Linked DNA regions of Mus musculus: region 2 is linked to region 1. The links are chromatin loops, found by intact Hi-C in ENCODE. Cell type or tissue: left cerebral cortex. All regions are shown on one strand. Each heading gives the region's core, and the rest is flanking DNA. Links, peaks and the distances in the headings are about the cores only.

Region 1 (12,157 bases), core at 6,459-8,958:
AGACCCCAGAGTAGTTCACCAAGCAGATATTTGGGGCCCTTCTTTGTGGTCGTGACACATGCCACTCAAGGAAATGAAAGAGGTCAGGCTCGTGTCTTTGGCCTTCCATGCCCGTGTGTGGAGCGGGTGGGTGGGACATCCTCTCAAGAATTAATGACTTTTGAGCTGCCTTGCCCACCGAGGCACCTTCTGCAGGATTAAACGTCATTCCTTCTAATGACTTGATTTATATCCAAAGGTTTACTGCTCCAAACAAAATATTAGAACAATGGCAATAAATCAAGCCAAGGATGCTTCCAGCTGCGACTAGCGTGTTTGCTGTTTGTTTGGGAGCAGACTGGGGTATGGAGGGTGGGAGTGGGAGATGCTGGGTAACACTACGCATGGGAAGGAAGCAAGGTAAACACAGTACACAGTACACGGTTGGTGTCAGGTAGCAGCCAGCTTGGCTGGGGCACCAGAGGGCTTCTGATGCCGGAGGCTCTGTGAAGAAAGGATTTCAGAGAAGGATTTACAGAAGCCAGAAATCCCCTGAGCTCCAAGGAGTAGCTTGGAGTGATGGATGGTCTTGATGATGGTATTCTGAGCTTTCAGCCAGATGCCCTACTGTATCCCCAAGTGAAAGATGCAGAGATGGGCTAGGCTAGATGGCTCTGCAGGGATGAACTCCCCCAGAACAATGGCAGGCTGCAGGCAGGGTGGCCCTAGGCCGGCTTCTGTCTCACATGATGGGCAGAGAGTGTTCCTTGGAAATGAGCCTCCTGCCCTGCAGAGGGAGAGCTCAGGGGAACTGAGGGCAACGCCAAGTCTCACTTCATGACAGATCTGGATAGAACCCAGCCGTCTCGGGCCAGAAGTCTGGAAGAGTATGCATCTCCTTGTGGGTAGAACTAATCCCAATCCTGGCACCAAGATAGAGGGAAATTGGAAGGGGGAAAATATGGGGGTCCAGTTACAGGCCAAAACTGACTCTTCATGTACAGCAGAGTTGATGTATCTCTCATGGGAGCTGATTGGAAGACTTTCATGGCCTAGAATATCAAAGCAAAGGCAGGATGCCCGTAAGAGGACAGCGTTCTGGATGGCACAGGGGTGAGCGATCCGTATGTGTGTTATGATGGGAATCTGAAATGTCCCCTACAGGCTCGTGTTGGTGGGTTCTTGTTCCTTAGCAGGCAATGCTATTTTGCAGGCTTTAGGGAGGTAGGTCGTGGTTGATGGATGTAAGCCACTAGGGAATGGCTTTTGGATGTAATGATCACCCTAGTTCTGACCCTCTTTCTCTGTTTTCATGGACTTCCATGATGTGAAAGGCCACTGCCTCACACTCTTGCTGCCACAGGGGGAGTTGCTGTGCCCTGCTGTGACTTCCCCTCCAGATCGAACGAAATCTCCTGGAACCGTGGACTCAAATCCACCTTTCCTCTCTCCAGTTGTTTCTGTCTAGATTTTCTCACAAAATGCCATGAGGATCTGACCCTGGATCAGGGTGCGCTTAACTGGGAGGTGCTGGGGAGCTTAAGTGTACCATGTCAGACACAGTTAAGCATAGATAATGGGGAAGGGCACATGGCAGCATGCTGACGGCAGGTGGGATGGTGAGGATGGTGTGTGGCGGTGCATGGCGCATGCGTATGAATGGTGCATGGTAGTGCATGGCGCATGCGTGTAGGTGGTGCTTGCGGTGCATGGCGCATGCGTGTGGCAGTGGGACAGTCTATGGATGGTATGCCGATGGCGGTGGTGAGGGATGGAGATGGATGGTGGGTGGTGGTCAGAGTTTTTTTGTTTTTTTTTTTTCCATTTTTTATTAGGTATTTCGCTCATTTACATTTGCAATGCTATACCAAAAGTCCCCCATAGAAGGGTTTAAAATGGGTTTCAGCAAGGGCTGGTAGCAGAAGGCCATACAGCAAGCACCAGCATGGGGGGCTAACTATACAGCCACAGGCAGGAATTAGTCTCGTTTTACTGGTTGACGGTACTGCCTCTGGCTGTGGTGTCCCATAGAATTGAATACAGGAAGCTTGGGGCCCCGATCTTTCAGGCCTCCAGGATACTCAGGGCAAGCATTTGGAATCTTTAGAGCAGTGGCACCTGCTGAAGGAGAACATGAATCCCCCACTGACCTGCGTGAGCCCTCACTATAGAACCCTGGCTCCTGGGAAAGACGGCGCTGTCCTTTTTTTTCCTCTGCAAACAACCCCCCCAATGTCAGAATACAACGCTCCCATCCATCTTTGATTAAAACAGGTAGAAGAAGGAGAAGCGCTGTTTGCTTTATAAAGTCTGGCAAATTTTGATAATGAAACCTTCCGAACATCAAGTTCGGAAAACCTTCCTAATTCTAGGCAGATAAGGGATAATGGTAACGTATTTCAACTTCAAAAGCAAAAATAACCTTTTATCACCGAATTTAACAATGTTGCCGGCGAAATATGTTAGGAGAATGTAAAATGCTATTTAAATGATAAAATGCGCTGTCTTGGACCGCAAGGATTTTAATTGCCACCATCAGAGTCCAAACACACTTCCTTACCGAGCCTGACAGACGCAGCTAATGACAGGGTGTCCATAACGAACAACAGCGAAGGAAAGGGTCATTCCTGGCTTCTGTCCTCTCTCTCCCTGGGGAAGCATCCAGTTCGACAGCTGTCTGGGCTCAGCCGCACTCATCAACATCGGTGCCTTGTGAAGTATGAATCCCCTCAGATATTAATATTAATTAGCCATCACATTAATATTAATCAGTTAATATATACTTCCCATGACAACAAGAGATAAAGGAATCTTATTATGTGGTGGATCAGAGAACACAGAATACCTAAGTGGATTTCCTTAGAATGCACAGCATTAAAAAAACAAAAACAAAAAAACCCGCTAACCCTCTTAGGCCTGTTGTCTCTGCAGAAGATAGGAGCTGGGGATCCATGTAGGCAATGCAACACACATGCCAAGTCCCCGTGGAGGTGAGTTCTTTTTCACCCAGCTAGCAGTGGGCAGGCATCGATGGCCCCCACATCCCTTCCTCCTGGGGCTCAGGTGGCTTCTGCAGTTCCCCATTCAAGCTGTGAGCAAGGAGGAGACAGGGTGAGCAGGCTCAGAGAGGTCAGTGGGGAACCCTTCACTGCCCACAGTAAAGCACTGTGTTCCTGCCTCCACTCACCATCCTCGGCCTTGGTGGAAGGGAACACCAGTTCTGAAGTTGCTCTTTTGGGACACAAAGGTAGGGAAAGACATGGTGTTCACTAGCTTTGTGGATGGCTCTTGGCTTTACAATCCCCATTCGTAGGGTGCTCTGTGCCTTACTGTTGTTCTCACTGCTAGCTTGGTGAGCTGCTGAGCTGAGGTCTAGGCCACGTATGACTTGGTGTCTTGGGTTTAGCCGTTAGCCACCACTGTCTGTAGGCGTCCAGGGAAGGAAGAGTGGAATGGCCACAAGGAGGGTCCAATGGGAGTTGGGGGACAAGAAAGGGTCACGATAGGTCTCTCAACAGAACCCCCAAGTCACACTGTCAGAATGAGTTCTGGACAGCCCACACTAGGATCTCTGGGGAAGACCAGGTTGCTAGGCAGGGGGCAGGGCGGGGAGGATTACCTACCTGCCTGCCTGCTTGCAAATGCACATCTGCACAATTAACATTTTAAGCACTAATTATTTTACTTGGGCTGCTAAGTCTGAGGATCCTTCAATTTCAGTTTAATTGGAGAAAAATGGTCATCAGTTATTGAACAGCAGGAGGGAGGCTCCATGCTTCCTCAACACGGAGGGGCAGAGCTGCACCGGGGTGGGAGCAGATGGGGTCGGCTATAGCAGCTGCGCAGCTGGGTATGGTGAGGGTGCGGTGGGTGGGGCAGGAGGACCTCAGCACCCTGCCCCAGCACCGTCCCTAACATCTGCTGGGAAGGCTTGCTGCCTACGTTAATGACTTGCCATTTTTGTCTTCCATTTTGTTCCATTTTTCAGTAACACATCTGGTTGATACATATATCAATCGCATTATCAAACGCAAAAGGAAATGGGATTCCTTATTAAAGGAGACCTCGTAGCTTCTGCACAACCCCCTTGGACCTGATATTAATCTGAGCTTATAATGAAATCCTCAGGCACTCCCCACCTGGCTGGCAGGGCCAGCAGGGCTTGTATGAGAGACACAGGTGCCTGCCCGGAGGAGGGGCTCTACCTAAGGGGCATCGAACATCCCTGTGTGCTAGCTAGTGCACTCCAGTGCCTCTCCCCTGTCTTGATTCATAGGGTCTCCTGGGAGAACTCTGAGGCTTTGATGATCACAATAATGGAACACTTTGACTTCTGCCAACTTCGGTCCTGTTTAGAGAGAGACTCAAGCCTGGGCCCCTGATGGTGATAATAATGTGATTCCTTCCCAGTGTCTTGGCTGCTGGTAGGTGTGGGGATGTAACTGTCTCTTGGTAGCCTTCAGGATGGGCTGGCCTGCAGCCTGAGGATGGAACTGCAGAGCTGGGTGCCTGGGACACAGGAAGGTGCTCACTTGTGTGGCTGGCTCCTCCTCGGGTCTAGACTCTGTGGTTCCGAGGAAGGGTTTGTTCCAATGAGGGAAGAGCAGAAAAGTCAGTCTCAGTGCACACTCTTGCTGGGAAAGGGAATTTTGAGCCCCAGAGGAACTGAACTCAGCTATGAACTATGAGGGCAAGAGGCAGGCCATGCCCACGAACACATTACCCTATTCCTAGAGGCTCTCCCTGAGCCATGCTCTCAGTGATTCCCATGATCCCATTTCCCTACCCCTTCTCAACTCTTTCAAGTTTCTAGATCCTTCCTTGTTGAAGAGAGTTCCTGCTTTCTCAGGCCCCCCTCAGGCCTAAGCCTCTGGCTCATCTTTGAGCATCTTGGCCCCCCAACCACCCCATCTTCCTGGACTGGCTCTCTCAGTGCCCCATCTTTATTTACAGAGACTTTGTCCCTTGCATACTCAGGTCCTGCAAGATCGTGGGCAGGTTAAAGGTTTTTCCAGTCTTTGTTCCATTTTCTGCAACAGAGTCTGTTGCGAGGCAACGGCACGCAGGAGGAAAAGGGATACTTCCACAGCCTGCAGCAAAACTCTACCCGAGTGTGCTGAGAAAGCAACTTCAAAGCTCCCAAGACTCCCACAGAAGGGTTTTCAGCAAGAAATATTTCATTTATGCAAGAAAAAACATGTAATATATAATATTGACACTATGAAGAATAACAGCCGGGGCGGGGATGTAGCTCAGTGGTTGAGCACTTGTCTAGCATGCAGGAGGCCTAGATCCACCATCTAGCAGAAGATGCTAAAATCTACCGATGTCTCTAAAGTTCCTCCTGGGTCCTCTAGGAAGGATACCTCTCCCATACCTGCCAGGAGTACCATGTCCCCTTTATTTCCCTTGAGAAAGGTCTCATAGACCAGGCTTCAAACTCGCTGTGTAGCTGAGGATGGCCTTGGACTTGATCCTCCTGCTGCTTCTTCCTGAATGCTTGGATTACGAGGGAACGCCAACATGCCAGGTTTGTGGGGTGCTAGGAATTGAACCCAGAGTTTTGTGTATGCTAGGCAATCACTCCACTAGCTGAGCTACATCGCCAGCCCCCATTTTTTGCTTTCTTTCTGAGTTTATTTTTTTCCATATTTTACTTCTAATCAGCTTATTATTTCTTACACGGGGACCTTAGCATTGCAATCAGTAGAGATACTTAACACTACAGAAGTTGGCAAACGCCACAAACAGCAACCTTCATTTCTTTCCCCCACCCTCACCACCCACCCCACAGAAAGCGTTCACTGGCATGTGAAGAGTGTTAGTCCATTTCCAGGATGAAGTGCCACCTTCCAAAGGAGGAGGCTGCTATCCAAGGAGGTCAAGACTGTGATTAAGGACACAGCTGTGAGCCCCTCAGAGTCTAGCTGCAGTCCTAGTGGTGGGGGATGGGCACACTCCTCCCCCCCCCCTCTGTTAAAGACCATCCGGAGGAAGATCCTGAAGTTTTTAGTAGAATAAATTATAGCCGGGTCCAGATTGGAAGTGACCCCACAAATCTGCCCGCCCCCTCATTTTTTATTCGACGGCTTGCAGTATTTACAGACCATTCCTCGGCGTCAAACACATGCTTACCGGAACTCTTCCTCCCCTGAAATTATTTATGACTTGGCATTCAGGGTGGAAAAGCAATTTTCTCAAAATGTCTGATGTCATGATATATAGTCCCTTTGACATGCATGTGCCCAAATGGATTGCTGGGCAGGCCTGTCTCTCCGTGGCTAGGACCCGGAATTAAAAATGGAGAGCCAATGTAGCCCAGTGGATGCAGCCAAAGAAAACGCTTGGAGCATTTCATAGGAGAAATGGTGAAATGCACCAGTCATTTGGTGGGATTGTTTTCTCAGGGTCCTTTGCTAGAGTAACTGAAGTTTACGATCCTGGCTCATGGAGTCCACCTATGCCTCCTGTTTGAACCTCACCAGGGTCACACTGCCTGGGTCGCTGAACGTGGTGCTGCCAAGCTGAAAGAAGTCCGACAGGTGAGTGGATGCGTGCGTGGTAGCACATCCATACAAGTAAGAATGCCTTACCTGTAAAAGTAAACCGACCGCCAAGATGCCAGCCAGCACCCAAGTCACCGGCGAAGAAGCAAAGCCCAACACAAAAGAGAACCCGTCGCTGACATGAAATTCTAAAATAGGACAAACTAATTTTTGGTGGTGGGATCAGATCAGTGGTGACCTTGTGGGTGGAGGTGGGGATCTGAGAGAGCAGGGATACGGGGCAGTATTCTAGGCTGAGGGAAATTCTGCGTGCCTGTATTAGGATGACTGTACCTGTCTGTCAAATCTCATCTACAATGAATATGTTTTCTTGTTTACCTTTTATATCTTAATTAAGTTGACAGAAAATGATGTGAACATATTTCAGAATGCTAAAGTGCCAGGTTGTTCTAATTTATTTATTTAATGCTATTTTGGTTTTTTTTTGAGATCTTAACTTGCATTTCAGAACCAAGCGCCTTTCACGAATCCAACAATGTTTGGTTACCATTCATTTTCAATGGTCTTTGCCAGGCAGTGTAGAAACATTGCTGTCTGTGGAGTTTGCTTTCCAGAAAAGTAAGCACTGGGCAGTTCTTGTCCTCTGCGGATGGAGAGCCTGGGTAGCGGCCACTGGAGCCAGAGATGAGCTACAGGGAGGCAGAGACCAGACAAGATGGCGGCAGCCCAGCCAGGCTGCTCAAGGCTGAGTCTCCCTAAGAAATAACTCTGAGCTGCAGGAAGTCACCTCCCCCAAGGCCTCCACTCCCTAGGACCCCCTGCATCCCACAGCTGGTTCAAGTAGGGTTTGCAGCTCCCTTTCCATCCGTCAGGACACAGCTGCTGAGCCATGCCAGCTTCAGAGCTCCTTGAGGGACTAGCTGACTAAAATCACAGCCGGATTTTGGGCCTCCTCCAGTTCCTGCTGCCTTCTCTACCCTATAGGAGTGTGCTCCAAGGTCACCTGCACCTCCACCTTCCTACTCTGCCACCCAGTGCACCTTTTGATGTCCTCCAGCTCCTCCCCTCAGGAGTCTGAGAGTGCATATGCTAAGATGAAAGGTAGGAGGAATGAATTACCACTAGCCAGCCCGTGCTGCAGACTCCAGAATGGGTGGGTAAGAAGAGACAGTAATGCTGCCGTTAGAATGTGCTGCTGGTGAATGAGGCTTACACACCAGTGAAATACGCTGGTGTGTACAGAAATGGATCCACAAATTGAGGACTGTGGGGCAGATGGTAACTTGGACAGTGAATTGCCTACCAACTGCCTCTCTGGCAGCCTGTGAAGAAATTCTCAACTGGGCTCAGTAGTAGAGCCCCTGCCTAGAATCCCCCAGTGAGGGGCTGGAGGTGTGGCTCAGTGGTAGAGTCCTGCCTAGAATCCCCAGTGAGGGGCTGGTGGTAAAATAGCAGTAGAGCACTTGAGGACTAATATTTAAGAAATGGAGAGGGAGGGAGGGAGGGAGGGAGGGAGGGAGGGAGGAAGGGACAAAGAAAGACAGAAACAGAGGTAGAGACAGAGAAAGATGGAGATCGAGTAGGGAGAAGAAAGAGTAGAGACAAGGAGACAGAGAGAGGGAGAGAATGAGCTAGCATGCTTCCCAGGTCTTACTCTAGGCTAGGCTGGGCACCTGACTAATAAGAAATGAGATGTGGAAAAATGAGCTGGAACCTGAGTATTGATGCATGGACATGTTTGTAGACTTCCCAGAGTCCTCTGGGCCTCAGAAGTACCCCAGCCTTCTGCAGTATAGGCTGACTGTTACAGGTCTCTGCTGGACAAGAACATGTGTCCTCCTTAAGATCTGCCCACATGGGCTAGTGAGATGGCTCAGTGGGTAAGAGCACCCGACTGCTCTTCCGAAGGTCTGAAGTTCAAATCCCAGCAACCACATGGTGGCTCACAACCATCCGTAATGAGATCTGACTCCCTCTTCTGGAGGGTCTGAAGACAGCTACAGTGTACTTACATGTAATAAATAAATAAATAAATAAATAAATCTTTAAAAAAAAAAAAGATCTGCCCACACATCCCTGCAGAGCCAGCAACTTGACCCTTGCTGGGGAATTGTTGTGTTGCTAAGGGAAGTAAGGAACGATGCCTGGAGAAAGGTAAAAGATCCAGAAAACAGGCAGGTCAGGAACCAGGAACCTAGACCTTACCACTGAGCGTGCTCTGTGAGAGAACAGATCATGACTTTGGCTGCGGAAGGATGATTTACAGGGGAGCACTCTCCCAAGGAGACGGGCTTTGAGCCTGTGGAATGGATCCCAGGAAAGATGCTACTAGGGTGGCTGTAAGAAGCCTGGGGAAAGGAAGCCCACAGTGCTGATCCAGCCGCTGCTGCAGATGGCAGGCAAAGAGCAAAAGGCTGCCAGAGACAACCCATCCCCAGGGGGACACGCTCAGACTGTGAACGGCTGGAGATCCCACTGAGTGTGTTTGTGGGAGACCTGGCAATATCCCCCTTTGAGTGAAGGGCTAGTATCTAAGAGAGGTTCAAGGCTGAATGTGAAAGATGCCATTAGAGCCTCGGACACCCGGGTGAATGGGAAGGGCAGGGTCCTGGAACAATGGAAGCCAGAAGGTAATGCTTGTCTATGCTAACCAAAGCGCACACTCACCCCACTGTCATCCTGGGGCTCACCTACAGATAAGTAATAGAACATGGCATCTATAAGGATAAAAGAGGCAGGTGACTTACAGGGAGGGTATTGACCAATAAACACACCAAAAAGAAACCCAGGAGGGCTACCAGCAGGCAGACCTCCCAATAAAAAGGCGCAAACCATGTCCCAGACTCAGAACATGACAATCAAGGATGAAAGCAGATCCCTCATAAGAAGCACTCCATGACGTCACAGGTCATGCAGAGTGATAACTTCCTCAATCTCTCTCCAGGGACCTGCTGTTACATGTGGGATACCTATACACTGGGGAAAAGGGAACACTCAACCATCTCTATGATATTTGGTTCAAATTGAGATGTTTCTTGCTTCTTTGGCCCCTGGGAGCCCTTGTTAGTGTGAGGGCATATGAAGGTGGGTGATCAAGTGATCTCCGTGTAGCTAGCTCATGCTGGGCTCATAGACTCCCATCTGGTGGTCATTTCTCCTCTCTTCCTGGAGGTACAATCACAATGGATGCCCGTGATAACTGGCAGTGCTTCTGTGCCATTGGTCTGTGGTTATAGCAATCATAGAAAGGCGTCTTTGCTGAAAGCTTAGAAAGTGACCCTTTGCTGTTCTGTGTTTATTTATTCATTTAGCGTGAAAACATTTCTAGTTTGCTCTAGAGTCACATTCTAATTTTGGTGTTTTGAGGCAGGGTCTGGCCAGGTCGATCAGATTTGTCTTGAACTCTCAAATCCTCTGTTCTTAGCTTCCCAGGTGGTAGATTGCAGGTGTGGGCTACCATACCTGCCCAATTGTTACCATTATTGTTTTAATAAGCTTCCCCCTTTTGCTATGGGGTCTCCTATAGACCAAACTGGTTTCAAACTTACTGTGTAGCTACGGATAGCCCTCAAACTCTTAATCCTGCCTCTCTCTACCTTCTGAGTGTTGGATTCCAGGTATGGACCAACCTATTTATGTGGTGCCAGGGATCAAAGCCAGAGCTCTGTGCATCATGGACAAGCATTCTACCCACTGAGCTCCATCTCCAGTCTCTAGCCCACTCTAGTGTCTCATCTGCACCGTTTGCTACTGTAGAAAGCCTAACATGCCACGGGTAGAATGAGCACAACGCCTAGTTCAGGAGCTGAGGTTACAAGTGGAGTTGGTGTAGACAGTGTCGTGATTGACAGAAGAAGTAACACTCTGGCAAAGGTCTAAGGTCAGAAGAACAAGTTACATCGGAGCAGTGCAGCCCAGGCTTAGGCAGCACCAGAGGTCCCTTGATCACAGCTCAACTGGAAGGAGGAGGCTGTTTCAGGACCACGGACAGCTACCGAAATACCGCTTCTCCTGCCCCCCTCCCCTTCAGGGTCTAACTACCCGCACGTCCTTATCTCTGGCATAGCAGGCCTATGGAAATGCAAGACTCGAAGTCTGCCCTACCTCTCAGCACTAATAACCGATTGGGTCTACAACTGCTTCAGTAGCGTGGGTTGTTCCTTGTGGTCCTATTTGTTCAGAAGCCAAGATATGTATACATAGTGTGCTGTGCAGTGCCAATTCTGGGGGCTGATGTAAAAATAATTTGCCAGTAGAGATCTTCAGTCTTCAGTGAGGAAAGCAGATGGATGAGCATGGGGTAGACTCCAGGGCCCTGGACTTTTTCAGGAGGTGAGTGGTGTGTGTGTGTGTGTGTGTGTGTGTGTGTGTGTGTGTGTGTGTGTGTGAAGGGGGGAGAGACAGGGAGGGAGGGAGAAAGATGGAGGGAGAAAGATGGAGGGAGAAAGAAGGAAGGAGAAAGACAGAGAGGGAGGAGTAGGGAGAAAGAGAGAGGGAGGGGAAGAGAGAGATGGAGAGAAAAGAGAGACACACACACAGAAACAGACTGACTTCATGTTAAAATTTGCTGACCTCTGGTTTGGGACTCCTTGCTGGGCTCTAGTCCCAGTATATTAATCATTTTTGTATGGCTATGATGAAGTACCCGCCACAAACAGCTTAAAGGGAAGAAGGATTTATCTCAGCTGGTGGTTTTGGAGGGCTAGCCATGGTGACTTGGCTCCCCACTTCCCAGCTGGCGGTGAGGCAGAGCATCATGGAACGGGAGGGAGGGTGTGCAGTAGCTGGCTCTTCTCTCAGGGAGCAGAGCAGAGAGACTAGGCAGAGGCCTGACTTCTTCCATCAAGGCCCCGCTTGCTAAGGTCTCTAGGACCTAGCAAAATGGGGCTGCCAGCTGGAACCAAACATTAATGCATGAGTTTAGGATGGATGCTTTATATTTTAAAAACACCAGGAGCCCACCAGTTGGGAAAAAGAGATCTCCTCACCTCTGGGGATTGGGGTTTTCTGCTAGAGAATCTCACATCCAGTTTTCCCATAAACTAACTTGAGGTTTCTCTCTCAGATTCTCTCTCTCTCTCTCTCTCTCTCTCTCTCTCTCATTCTCTCTCTCTCTCTTGATCTCTCTTTTGGTCTCTCTCAGTCTCTCTCTCATTCTCTCTCTCTCTCTATTGGTCTCTCTCTTTTGGTCTCTCTCGTTCTCTCTCTTTCTCTCTCTTTTGGACTCTCTCTCTCTCTTTTCCAGATTGGGTTTTCTCTGTGTAACCCTCCCTGGCTATCCTGGAACTCACTCTGTAGACCAGGCTGGCCTTGAACTCGGGGATCCGTCTCTCTCCCAAGTGCTGGGATTGAAGGTGTGCGCCACCACTGCCCAGTGTACTCACTCAGCTGTCTTAAGAAAGAAAGGTACCTACCCAAGCTCATGATCTCATCTAATCCCAGGATAAATTACAGCCACTCACATCAAACTGACTCAGAAATAATTTAGTGTGTGCGCTAGCATCCTGAAATATTAGAACTGAGGTGATCTTTAAAAGTCAGGGAGTGAGTGTCGACTAGAGGGAGTGTTCTGAGGCGAGACTAATCAGTTCTGAATTCCATTCCACACAAAAGCAGATACATAGTTATTATGTAACTAGCCACTCCCACCACCCAGGTTTCCTGCTGTGATG
Region 2 (12,157 bases), core at 3,988-6,487, 79 kb after region 1:
CCACACCATGGTAGTATGTGCAGCAGCTTTTGCAGAGACCACATTAGAGAAGGCAGAGTCACAGGGAGGAGGGGACCTCAGTGTCTCCCTTTCTTGAACACACACAAGACCTTCTCTTTGACATCTATAAGGGAGGCTGTGGTCACTCTCATCCATCCCCATCAGCCCCCCCCCCCCTGTTGTTTTAGGATATGAAGTGTCACTAAAAATGGCCAACATCTCTCCCCTGACACAGGGGCATGAATCAGTACATCTTCCGTGCTTTCTCTGTGGTATCGATTTTTTCTGAGAACGGAGGCAGATGGCTCCGATATGGCGTCGTCTAATATCCCACCCCACCCCCACCCCACTTGATTTATAGATCCCTTTGTACATTACCTGAACATAAATGAGTCTAGCATCATTTCTCGCACGCTTGTCAAATTAAGGTAAGATATTCTTGTTGACCTTTAAACCTTCAAAAATAAATTAAAAAATAAACCAACGTGGCTGAGACATTTTGCAGCAAGAACTATAAATGAGCCAGGCTCTCGGATGCCAATTAAGAGGATGTAATTATGAAGGGGATTGTCGTGTGTGCTGCGGGTAATGATTTAATTTTAGTTTTAATGCGTTCACTCAATGGAGGAAAGGAAAATAAGCTGGTTACGAATCATCTCGTGAAAGAGCCGAGAACAACTTGGCACCATTTGTTCCCTAATTTACCAAAACGGGAAGGAGCTGGGGGTGCTTGGCACTGGAGCCTTCCAGGAGGAAAGAACACTTTGGAAAAGGTGCAGAAAGAAGAAGCAGTGGCGGGAACCAAAATAGAGACAAGGTGGCCGTTTGCTGCGATGTTACCAAACACAGCCAGCGCCAGCCCGTTCTCGTGGGGCTGGGTGAGGGTGTGAATTGGATCCGATTTCCTGCAGGGGAGGAATTCTGCTCAGGGGATACATTAAGCCTTTCTCCTCTGCTGCTTTTTCCAATGTCCTTCCTATAATAGCCAGTCTTGGGTCCAAGAAAAGGGTCCCTGGGTATTAGGGTTTGAGTGCAGACAGTTCCCCAGGGGCTCAAGTGTTGGGACAGTTTCCAGGTGGTGGCAAAGTGTCTGAGGTGAGACCGTTTGGATGCAGGGTCAGGGGGCTTCTAAGTAATTAGCCAAGTCTGAGCTCTCTGCTCCTTGACGTCAGATACGACGTAAACTGTGGCCTCGCGCTGCTGCTGGCCCAGCAATGAGCATGCTTCCCACTGCCATGGGCTGTGTCTTCTCAAAGCAGTGAGCCAAAAATAAATTGCCCCCCCCCATTGCTTCTTCCAGGTGGTTTTCCCCCCCCCCCCCCCCATGAACAAGAAAAGCACTCATATGCTATCTGCAGCAGGTGATGTCTACTTGCGGCTGACCACTGGTCTCCGTGGACAGAAAGGTACACAGTCTCTTAGTATCTCCACCCACAAACACTGTTATTCAAGGCCAGATGACGCTCTCCGTACTGACCTGTGCCAGCCAGTGTGCCAAACACAGGTGCACAGCCACCGTAAGAAGCACCTGGCCTGTCAGGCTGGCTTTTGGCATCTTCCAGATATTTGCACAAGAATATCCTGTAACCATCAACTTCTAATTAAGTCTGTCTTCAAACCTCACCAAGATAATGTGAGGGGCCCTGTATGGAGCCCCCGCCCCCCGCTCTGACCTGATTGGTGATTGAGAACTTCCATGCCCGCCCCTCCTTACCTCTGCCAATGCTTGCAGCCTCCTGCCTCAGCCCCTCCCACTTCCTAAACTCTCTTCCCTTTTTTATCTACAGTGACCCTGTTCTTGTCAATACAACCCTCTCCTGTCTTCATGAACTGCTAAGAGCTACCTTCCTTCTAATCCAGTGAACTCCAGTGACACCAGGCAGAGAGGATTCTCTCAGGGACGACAGAGTGAGACCGCTGGAGCCCTCTGTTTCCTCACTGTTAAGGATTCAAATATGAAACAACGTCTCCCACAGGCTCATATTTGAAAGACGGTTCCCGGCCTAAGGCACTATTGTGGTGGGTAGCAGAACCTTACGGGGTGGGAACTAGTGGGAGGCAGTTGATCCCTGGGGCCACTTTTGGCACCCTGGGGCCACCTAATGTGAACTGAGTCCCCTGCCAGACCTTCCCTGTCACGGTGGACTGAACTCTGAAACTGCAAACCAGAATAAATATCTAACTCTGTGAAATGTCTCTGTTGAGTATTTTGGTCACAGCGGTGAGAAGCTAACCAGTGTATTCACCCATTCGCAGGTGCACACGCGTGCTCCCTCATACACAGCCTGATAGGCTTCGGTGGATGTGGAGGAAGGAGGCCCCTGAGTTTCCTAGTCCCGTGTTATGTGTCATTTGTTTAGGCCAAGTGGCCTATCTACAGTCATGTGACTAATTAACATGTAATTAACATTACACAGTCCCATGCTAATGACCTCTCCTTGTTCTGCAGCCCACGCTGCCTCGATATCAGCCCTCTGAGCCACCAGCTCACACGTGATCCTCGGGAAAGCCGAGTGAAGCATAGCAGTTCCTGACAGTACCAAGGAGGCCGGGGATGCCTTCAGCCACAGGCCTCTTCCAAAACCTGAGAGGAGGAGGTCTGCTCCAGTCTGAGTTCTGAGGCTCCCCTTGGGCTCTGCGAGACACTCCCATTGAGCCTTGTTTTATCTCTGTATTCTGAGTGCCAGTCAGACGATGCAAACTCCTCAAACTTGCCAAAAGAGTTGCCAAGGTCCCTCCCAGAGGCTCTCTCTGCCTCCAGAGGCATCGAGGAGCCAGTCCTCAAAGACACACATGCATATCCATATCAAAAATATTAATAAGGGCTGTTCTTCCACATGACCTGGGTTCAGCTCTCAGCACCCACATGACGGCTCACAACCATTTGGAGCTCCTATTCCAGGGGATTCAGTGTCCTCTTCTGGCCTCGGAGAGCACCAGGCACACATATGATAGAGACATACATGCAAGCAAAACACTCAAACACATAAAATAAAATAAATCTAATAATAACAACATATAAAAATGATCCTATAAATAATAATGATAAATAAATTTAAGTTCTATTGCTGCTCTTCAGCAAAACCATTTGCATTAAAAGCCTGCCATAACCAACCTACTTCCCACGTCCCTGTATCATTATACCCCTCTATGTCCAGATCAGTCAAACCAGGAACCCACAAATGATGGCCCATGGATCAAACTTGCCAGCCACCTGTTTCCTTGACTAAACTTTAATGTTCATATTTGCTTTCTGTAGGACTGGGCCCTTAGGCTTGAACCTAGGGCCTTGTATATATGCTCGGCCAGCACTCTACCATGGAGTCACGCCTCCAGCCCTGCAAATAAACTGGAACTGGAACAGAGCCACACCCACATGTTCCCCGCTCCATCCAGGGCTGCCCTCATGCTGCAGTATGCCAGCCAAGCAGATTCAGGGGAGACCTGCTGTCTCAAAGCCCAAGATTTTGCTTCAGCACCTTGCAGAGAATTTTTGACCTATGGCCTAAATTACAGATACAATTTCTTCATAAATTACCTGTCAATTAAGTTTTAGGGTTGCCTGTTAAACTTTGGGTGAGCCATTCAACACACTCAAAGAAACAAAAGCAAAATGCCAGAAGCTGAGGGTAAGTCGTACCGATTCCCAATCACAAATCCATACACGAGCACACAGATAAAACAGTCCCACACGGAAAGCCTTTGAGCAAGTCGATTGCAGGGAAGATTCCTTTGAAGGTTACGCCCACCTCAATCCACTCCACAGGGACCATTGGCAGAATCCTTCCTGGACTTCGATCTATACGGGTCCTTACAAATAGGAATGCAGAGGACATACAGTTGTGGCTTTTGTTGCATATGTGGGCTTTAGCCATAAATTAATTACATGTATATAATATATATGTAGTGTGTATGTGTGTGTGTGTATGTGTGTGTCTGTCTGTCTGTGTGTGGAGAGACAGCTCCAAGGTTAAGAGTGCTCACTGCCCTTTCAGTGGATCAGAGGAGTTTGGCTCCTAGCACCATGTCAGGTTACCACCTGTCATTTCGGCTCCAGATGATGCCCTCTTCTGGTCTCTGTGGGCACCTGCACTTACATGTGCACATATTCAAATATAGACATGCATACATACACACACACACACACACACACACACACACAGCCAAAAACAAAATAAATCTTGGGGCTGGAGAGATGGCTCAGTGGTTAGGAGCACTTGTTCTTGCAGAGGACTTGGGTTTGATTCCCAGCACCCCCCCCCCCCGTCAGGTGACTTACAACTGCCATTAACAGGGACACACACAGTGCGCAGACATACATGCAAGCAAAACACTCGTGCACATAAAATAAACTAATTCAAAACACATTCCTCTTTACAGACTAGCTCTTGGATCTCTTGCCCAGGTGGCACAAGCAGACATACTAAATGCTTCTTAGCTGTCCAGAAGATTCCAATGACCACCCCCACACACACACACACCAGATTCATCATTATGTTTAGCATAAACAGCCCTCCTTTTCCCCAAAATAGTACCCACTCTGCATCAACAGCAGCAACCTAAGGGAAGAGGGATTTGTATGGTTCAGTTTCAGAGAGTTACCGGCGGGTGAGGTGGAGGCTGGGGGGGAAATGGTGTTCATGGAGACAGGTGCGCACAGCTTAGACTCCACAGGCTTGGCAGGCCGGAGCACAGAGCTCCCTCCATCTCCATCCCTCATTTCTTCCAGCTCAGCCCTGCCTGAAGCTTTCCAAAATACCCCCATCAGCTGAGGGACCAAGAGTTCAAATAAATGACCCGGATAGGGACGTGTTCTCTAAATACAGAAAAGCGTCCTGCAGGTCATTTTGGAAAGCAAGCCATCAGCAGATGAACTGAAGGTCCCTGCCACAGATCTTACCTACTGGAGGATGTCCCCTCCACCCGTGGGCTCGGAGAGTCCTGTCAAGGACCCGCAGCCTTTGCTGGCACAGCCCCTATGATCCACAACTCCAAACACCCCATTCAAAGACTCGATTTGAAAGGAGAATCACTGTGAATATAAATGACTTTCTCAGAAGCTTGACTTTTAAAAAAGGAAGACGGATCTGGCCCTTGCAAATAAAAAACAGATTGAGAAGCTGAGCTTCGTGGAGTGACTTAAGCAGGCATTCAGAGTTGGCACCCGCTGGGAACAGTGCGGCAAACTCGGAGCTGGAACAGCAGAGCCCGGGGCCTGGCTCAGCAGCAGCCTTTCCTTCCCACTTCTCATTTGCCGCCTCCTCCTCTCCTCCTCCCCGCTCCCTGTACCCTCATATCATCTCTGCTTAGAAAACCCTCAGTGAACACCTACTGTGTGCTGGTTAGTGTGCCCACACCTGGTTGGCCCTACAGAGTTCCCAGTGATACCGATGAGCAAGGGACCCCAGTGTGTCACCTTGTCTGGAACAGGGGTGATGCCTGACGGGAGGCAGAGGCAGGGGAGGAGCGGTGAAGCACACTGCTCACACAGGTCTGATGGGCAGCCTGTAACCAGGGGAGGGACATTGGGAATATTTCCTTTTCAAGACCAGCCCGGCTGCAGGTGGAGAATGGAGTCACGGGGGTCAGCTCTCTGGTCACTGTGTACTCTGGGTGGGAGTGGACAGAGGAAATAGCAGAGAGCCCGCAGATAGCTAGAGCAGAGGCTCCAGAGGCTGCCCGGGAGAACCATGCTGGGCATAGGTGCCATCTTTCTTATGATGGCCCTGCTATGTAACCCTCTCTTGGAGAAAGACAAGGACCCTCGTGGGGTGGGGGCTGCACTCCTGAAGGTGACTTTATGAGCATAGACATGAGCTATAATCCACCCTGCTGTGCTGATGACATGCATGGGGCTAAGCATAGGGTTTCCCCTCAGTGGCTGTTCTGGGAGGAGGGGTCTACAGTGAGAACTTCATGCGTGGCACAGTAATCAATGCACTCCAGTCCCTGTTGGGGTAATGGGCATAGGCTCTGCCAACTGATGACCCCCTGATACTACCCAGTCTTTAGAAGAGACCCTTCCCATGATGCCGGACAATAAGATGGAACCACAGTGGTTGTCCCCATCATGTCTGTCCCCACGGGTCATCCCCCACCACCAAATCTATGGTTCCCCCTCCATGGTTTCTGCTAGCCATAGTCAAATATTACCCGGAACACTGCATAGTTCTGCAAACAATTCTTAGGTCTCAAATGACTCATATACGATAGTGTTATAGTTGTCATATTATTAGTTAGTATTAATCTCTTGCTGTGGCCAATTTACAACTTAAGCTTTATTATAGATATGTATGTGTAGGGATAAAAATGACATATATAGTGTTTGGTAACATCCCAAGTTTCCAGGGTCCCCAGGCTACAAACATACAGTCGGGGCTGCTTACTACCACACAGCCCTCTACACCCACCTTCAAGGCCAAGGGTGCTGCAACTGTGCCTTCCCACCACACACTCTTGTCCACAATGTCACTAATTCCACGTGAGTGGGAAACTGAGGCCGAGGAAGGATGTGAGCCGCATTCCAGTGAATTATTTTCGTTTGTGGAAAAACAGAAGCTGAAGGAAAGGCGGAAGGTATTGCTGCTTGTTTAATTCCTTTTCTTCCCAAATTCCCAGCAGAAGGATCAAAGAAGCATTCAAATAAGAGAACAAGGTTGGGCCTGTAACCACAGAGGGGAGCTGGTGTGTTAGGTTTCTGATGCTGTGACAAAATGCTCTCGACAATCAACTTAAAAAGAGGAAAGGTTTATTTTGGCTCCGGGTTGTAGAGGCGTCAGCCCATGTTCATTTGGTATGGAGGTAGTGCGGCACATCATGGTGGGAGCGTGCCATAGAAGCCGCCCGTTTACCTCATGGCATCCAGGAAACAAAGAGAAGAAAAGATGGGGGCTTACACCCCAATATCTCCTTCCACACATACCCTCAATGGGCTACTTCCTCATTCCCACCTGTTAATGGTCCAGCCACCTCTCAATAGCACCAAGGGTAGGACAATGAGCTTGTAACGTGTGGGCTCTTAGGAGACACATATCCAAGCCATAGCAGTTGACTGGGGATTGGGAAGGGGGAAAAAATCCTTGAAAGCCACAGTACAGAGATTTGGGCAGCTACTCAGAGGTTAGGAAGCTGGCAGATGCAAAAGCCCAACTCTTAGAGGCAAGAAGGAACTGGGAGGAAGCCAGGAGTTATTCCCACAGAGGGAACCTGCCAATACTTCACAGCATTTCACAGCACAGCATTGAAGGCTGGGAAGCAAAGGTAAGAAGATCAGGACAATATATATATAATGAGTATAGTGTTTTGCCTACATGTATGTCTGTGTACCGTGTGTGTGTGTGTGTGTGTGTGTGTGTGTGTGTGTGTTCCTGGTACCCATGGAAGCCAGAAGAAGACATCAGATCGATACCCTGAGACTTGAGTTACAGACCACTGTGTGTGAACCCCTGTGAGGGTGCTGGGAATTGAACCCAGGTCCAATGAAGGATCAGCTAGTGTTCTTAACTACTGGGTCATCTCTCTAATCCCTTTTTTTTTTTTTTTGAGACAGGGTCTCACTATGTATCCTTGGCTATCCTGGATCTTGCTATGTAGACCAGGCTAGCTTCAAAATCACCTACCTCTTTTTCCCAAGTGCTGAAGTTAGAAGTGTACAGCACATTTTAACATACTTTAAATAAGCAAATTATATGATTAAAATTAAGCGAGGATGAGCTAAGAAGTGGCTGCTCATGTCTGTAATCCCAGCACTCGGGAGAGAAAAATGTAGGAAGGAATTCACAGTCGATCTGGGCTCTAGAGTGAAGCAAAGACAAAACAAAATTAAGTGAAAAGTACTGAGGGTTAGGACCTAGAGAGATGAGTCAGAGGTTAAAGTGATCATTGTTCTTACACGGGACCTGAGTTCAGTTCCCAGCATCCACAGCAGGCAGCTCACTACCACACAACTCCAGTTCCAGGGGCCTGGTGCCCTCTTGTGGTCTCCATAGGCACTTCACCCATGTGCACTTACCCCTCCTCCACAGAGACACATGTGCACACACAATTAAAATGTTTTAAACATTTAAAGGAATATAAGTAATCTGATCTATAAGATCTGGCTCTCTTTCACACTCTTTTGTGTTCAGCAAACAGAACACATTTTTCCCCAATTGCTCAAAAATTATTTTGAAAACTTGGTTTATGTTGGACTACAAAAAAAGAAACCTCAATAGAAGTCATTATCTAACCAAAATGCAATAAGATCGAATATTAAAAAATGACAGGGAAAAATATTGGCTATGACATTGTTTTTGATGGAAGAAAGTAGAAATTATACACTCGACCTTCCCTGGGGAAAGGAGAGTCCTGTTTTCAAAGGCTCGAAGATGGAGTTAAAGAGCCAGGAGCCAGAACTGAGAGTTACAGCATCACAATCGCAAGCAAAATCAACAACACCGTCATCAGGCCAGATGATTCAACAAGTTTCATTGAGACTTGGAATGATCATGGGCTTAAGAGAAATGAAGGGTATACAGAAGATTTGAGATGCACAGTTTATGCATTGCCTGCATGTACATGTGTAGAAATATATACATGTATATGTAATATATTCATTGGAGAGACTGGCTTGTTGATTAAAAGCACTGACTGTTTTTCCAGACCACATGGGTTCAGTCCCAGCACCCACATAGCAGCTCCCAACCACTTTTAACTCCAGCCCCAGGGGATCTGCAGCCCTCTTCTGGCCTCTCTGGGAACTGCATGCACATGGTGTACAGACACATGCAGGCAAAACACTCAAATACATAAAATATCTTTTTAAAAAGTGATGACAAACTCCATGCCCAGTCACAGTACACTACAAATGAAATTTAGATCACATCTCTCCCCATGATGCACATGTCAGCCATTTAACATGTGTTTTTATGCCTTTTGACATCAGCTCTAAAACCAGGATGCTTCTAATAATTGAGGAGACATTAGAGTTTAAGTAGTGCTGCCCCTCCTTTTTTTCCCACTGGTACAAAAAGATAATAATGTGCCTTATAATCGGCAGCATTTTAGATTTCACGAAAGTATGGTAATTCTTCAGAAATGTACAGGATATATTACTATTGAGCTGGAAATTAATAATAAAAGAAAAATGGGCGCTCTCGGGTATTCTGAACACTTCTCTCACATCAAGGAGGAAATAAAAACAGCAATTTTAGACTATGAAAAATTATGATAATGGCAACTTGTGCCCATCAAAACTTATGGAATGTAGCCAGAACTCCGCTCGGAGAAAACTACTGGCTGGAGTGTTACATTCATGTAAAAAAGAAAAAAGATAATAAATGACCTGGACGCTCAACTTTTAAAAATGTGAAAATGAGCAAGAACGGCAGTCGTGACAGGTATTTAAGATAATGAGAGAAAGTGATGCCTTTCAGATGTTCAAGGGAAGATAAATGAATCTAGCGGCTGCCTCTCACAAAGGCCAAAGAAACAGACCAATCTCCAGTAGGGTTCTAATCAAGAAACGAGAGGTCCCTAGCATCAGGGGTGGGCATCTAGAAGGCTGTATAGTTCAGTGGTGAAGCACCTATCTAGAATCCCTCAGTATGGGGTGGGGTGTAGCTCAGCAGTAGAGTTAGTACCTACCATGCTCAAGGCCTTGGGTTCAGTGCCTAGCAGTGCAAAAAGAAAAAAAAAAGAGTAGAGGGGAAAACATGAATGGAAAAGAGATAATAGCACTGTGCAGAAAAGCTGTTACAATGTAAGAATGCCGCAAGAGATTCTAACTTTTCGATTGAATGGATGGTAGTCTTAGGAGGTAGAAGTGATACAAACTGACTTAAAATGTGGGAAATCTGAATAGAAAATCAAGGCATGAAACATGCCCCACCCTAAAGGCTACATTGTCCTCCGCTAGCTCCAGCCTTCGAGGAAAAGATATTTTCTCTCCCATTTAAAATGTTCCAGAGGATAAAGAAAGCAGAAAAACTTCCTAATTAATTTTATGAATAACACATAACCCTGTTTCTAAAACCTGCCAAAGATGAAGGAAAAATAAAATCACAGACTAATCTTGCTTGTTACTATAGATGCAGAAAGTCTAAATAGAAGGATCACATTAGACACACATAGCCTGCTTGGCACCGGCCCCCTGCACCAAGGCACAGAACTGCTGGGTAAAACACAACGCAAAATAATTACATACATACTTACAAGACTTCTGTGTTGTAGAGGATAGGAGAGAGGAAGGGGAAAACAGGGAAAGATGTGGAGGAAGAGGGGGGAAAGAAGGAGGAGGGGGAAGAGAAGGAGGAGGAAGACAATGAGAGCAGGCAGAAGAGAAGGGGAAGAGGAGAAGGAAGGGGAGGAGGGAAAGTGAGAGGAGGAGGGGACAAAGAAACAGGGAGGAGGAGGTGGGAAAATGATGAGTGTTTACAAGGCCCCAAAGTATAGAGGAAAGACCCAGAGGTGTCCACAAGTGGATTCGATGCAGCCTGAACCCCTGTAAGACAAGGACTGGACTGGGCTCCACAGAGTCTGCTACCTCAATTTGACAAGAGCTAGACTCACCCTCAAGCCAGGCCTGGTCTCAGACTCATCTCCTCGGGAGGCAGATGCAGGAAAACCAGGCCTTCATTCCAATCCCTGCAACCCACACGGTGGGAGGAGAGAACTGATTCCCGAAAGTTATCTTTTGACCTGTGCATGTGTGCATGTGTACACACACACACACACCATACACACACACACCATACGCACACACACATATATGTAAATGCACTCACTCACTCATGCACACACTCACTCACATACACTCATACGCACATATACACATCTACTATAAATACATTTTAAGATGACAACAACAACAACAAAAAAAAACCAAATTGTTAACTCTAGGGAAAGCAGGGGAGAGATGCTGTACAAAGGGGAAATGTCTTCTGGAAAAAAAGGAGTCTGCACACACCCCTAGCCTACGCTGTGGCTGTGGAATCCTGTGGGACACTGGTATCCACCCACCCCCACCCCCGTGCCAGAAATAACAGGATAAATAGATCCCAGACCTGTGCATGCAGGCAAACTCCGCAGCAGAGATAATTTCCAACTTTGACAACGCAGGAAGCACAGGGATACCATTAAAAAAAAAATCCGTACCAACCTTAAATTAGTCTGGATAATTTTTGCTTCTGTAGAATAGTACATAGAAGCCATAATCCACACAAGGAAATGACTCACGGTGAAGCCGGTTGACGAGGAAGCAGACCAGAACCCGAGCTAAGGGCAGAATCTGATTTGCATGAATTTACTTATTGTTTATGTGAAGATTTCCATTTTAAACCTTTGAGGGTACAGATAAACTCAAGCTAGGGAAGGCGGTTCACATCGGTAGTGGCAGAACTCTGGAAGGCTAAGGCAGGAGAATTGGTGTGAATTTGAAGCCAGCCTGGGCTATACATAGTAAGTTCAAGGCCAACCCAGGTTGCATAACAAGATACTGCCTCAAATGAATATATTTTTTAAGAAGAAAAAAATCAAAGCAATAAAGAAAAGACAGGAAATCATAAAAGGCAGGCATGTAGATTTTCAATATCTCCACAGAGTCTCAAGAAATGAAAACTTCAGTGATTGGAATTTCAAAAACACATTTTCAGAGATTAAGAATAGACTAGTTAGCAAAGTAGGAGACGCTGGCACCCAGATGAATCCGACATAAACACGCAGGTTACACAGATGGGAAAAATGAGACTGCAGTGATAAGAGATTGGAATAAGAAAAGCCCCAAACAACGTCATTAATCATAGATACTGTGGCAGCAATGCCCCCCTGGGGACCCTAAGGAAGCTAAGTGCCTTCCAGATAATTTGCAGTAACAGGATGTAGGCAAAGAAGGCCGGGTCAGCACCAGGTCCCTGCTGAATCCCACAGCACACTGAGAACCAAGGCTGACTGTGGCCTGGGAGTGATCTTAAGCACTTTGCATATTTAAACCTATTTCATTCTCTCTATGACCTGGGAGTTCGTTAATACAATTGTCCCCATTCTATAGGCAACCAAATGGCAGGTCTGAGAACTGAAATAGTTCTCTCTAGGTTTTGTTGTTGCTGTTCTGTTTTTCCCCACACAGGGTTTCTCTATGTAGCCTTGGCTATCCTGAACTCCCTTCTGTAGACCAGGCTGG

The links. Peaks named below come from ENCODE experiments on the same cell type or tissue, not always from the same donor. Only the 100,000 strongest peaks of a DNase experiment are listed, where the experiment ranks them.
Region 2: it touches region 1 in a loop (6-fold over the local background); 1 of 42 quality-filtered maps calls a loop at or near these places.

What each region holds. Positions count from the first base shown.
Region 1 is chr7:34,692,460-34,704,616 of GRCm38, forward strand. The region is part of intron 2 of Chst8 (carbohydrate sulfotransferase 8); the gene reads right to left. Among named protein-coding and RNA genes, the nearest start is that of Gm12781, 39 kb to the left of the region's middle. In left cerebral cortex, for the core only: no CTCF peak of the experiment used is centred there; a DNase peak (open chromatin) is centred at 7,628.
Region 2 is chr7:34,773,448-34,785,604 of GRCm38, forward strand. All of the region lies in intron 1 of Chst8 (carbohydrate sulfotransferase 8), which reads right to left. Among named protein-coding and RNA genes, the nearest start is that of Gm38987, 33 kb to the right of the region's middle. In left cerebral cortex, for the core only: no CTCF peak of the experiment used is centred there; a DNase peak (open chromatin) is centred at 5,168; H3K27ac peaks cover 820 bases.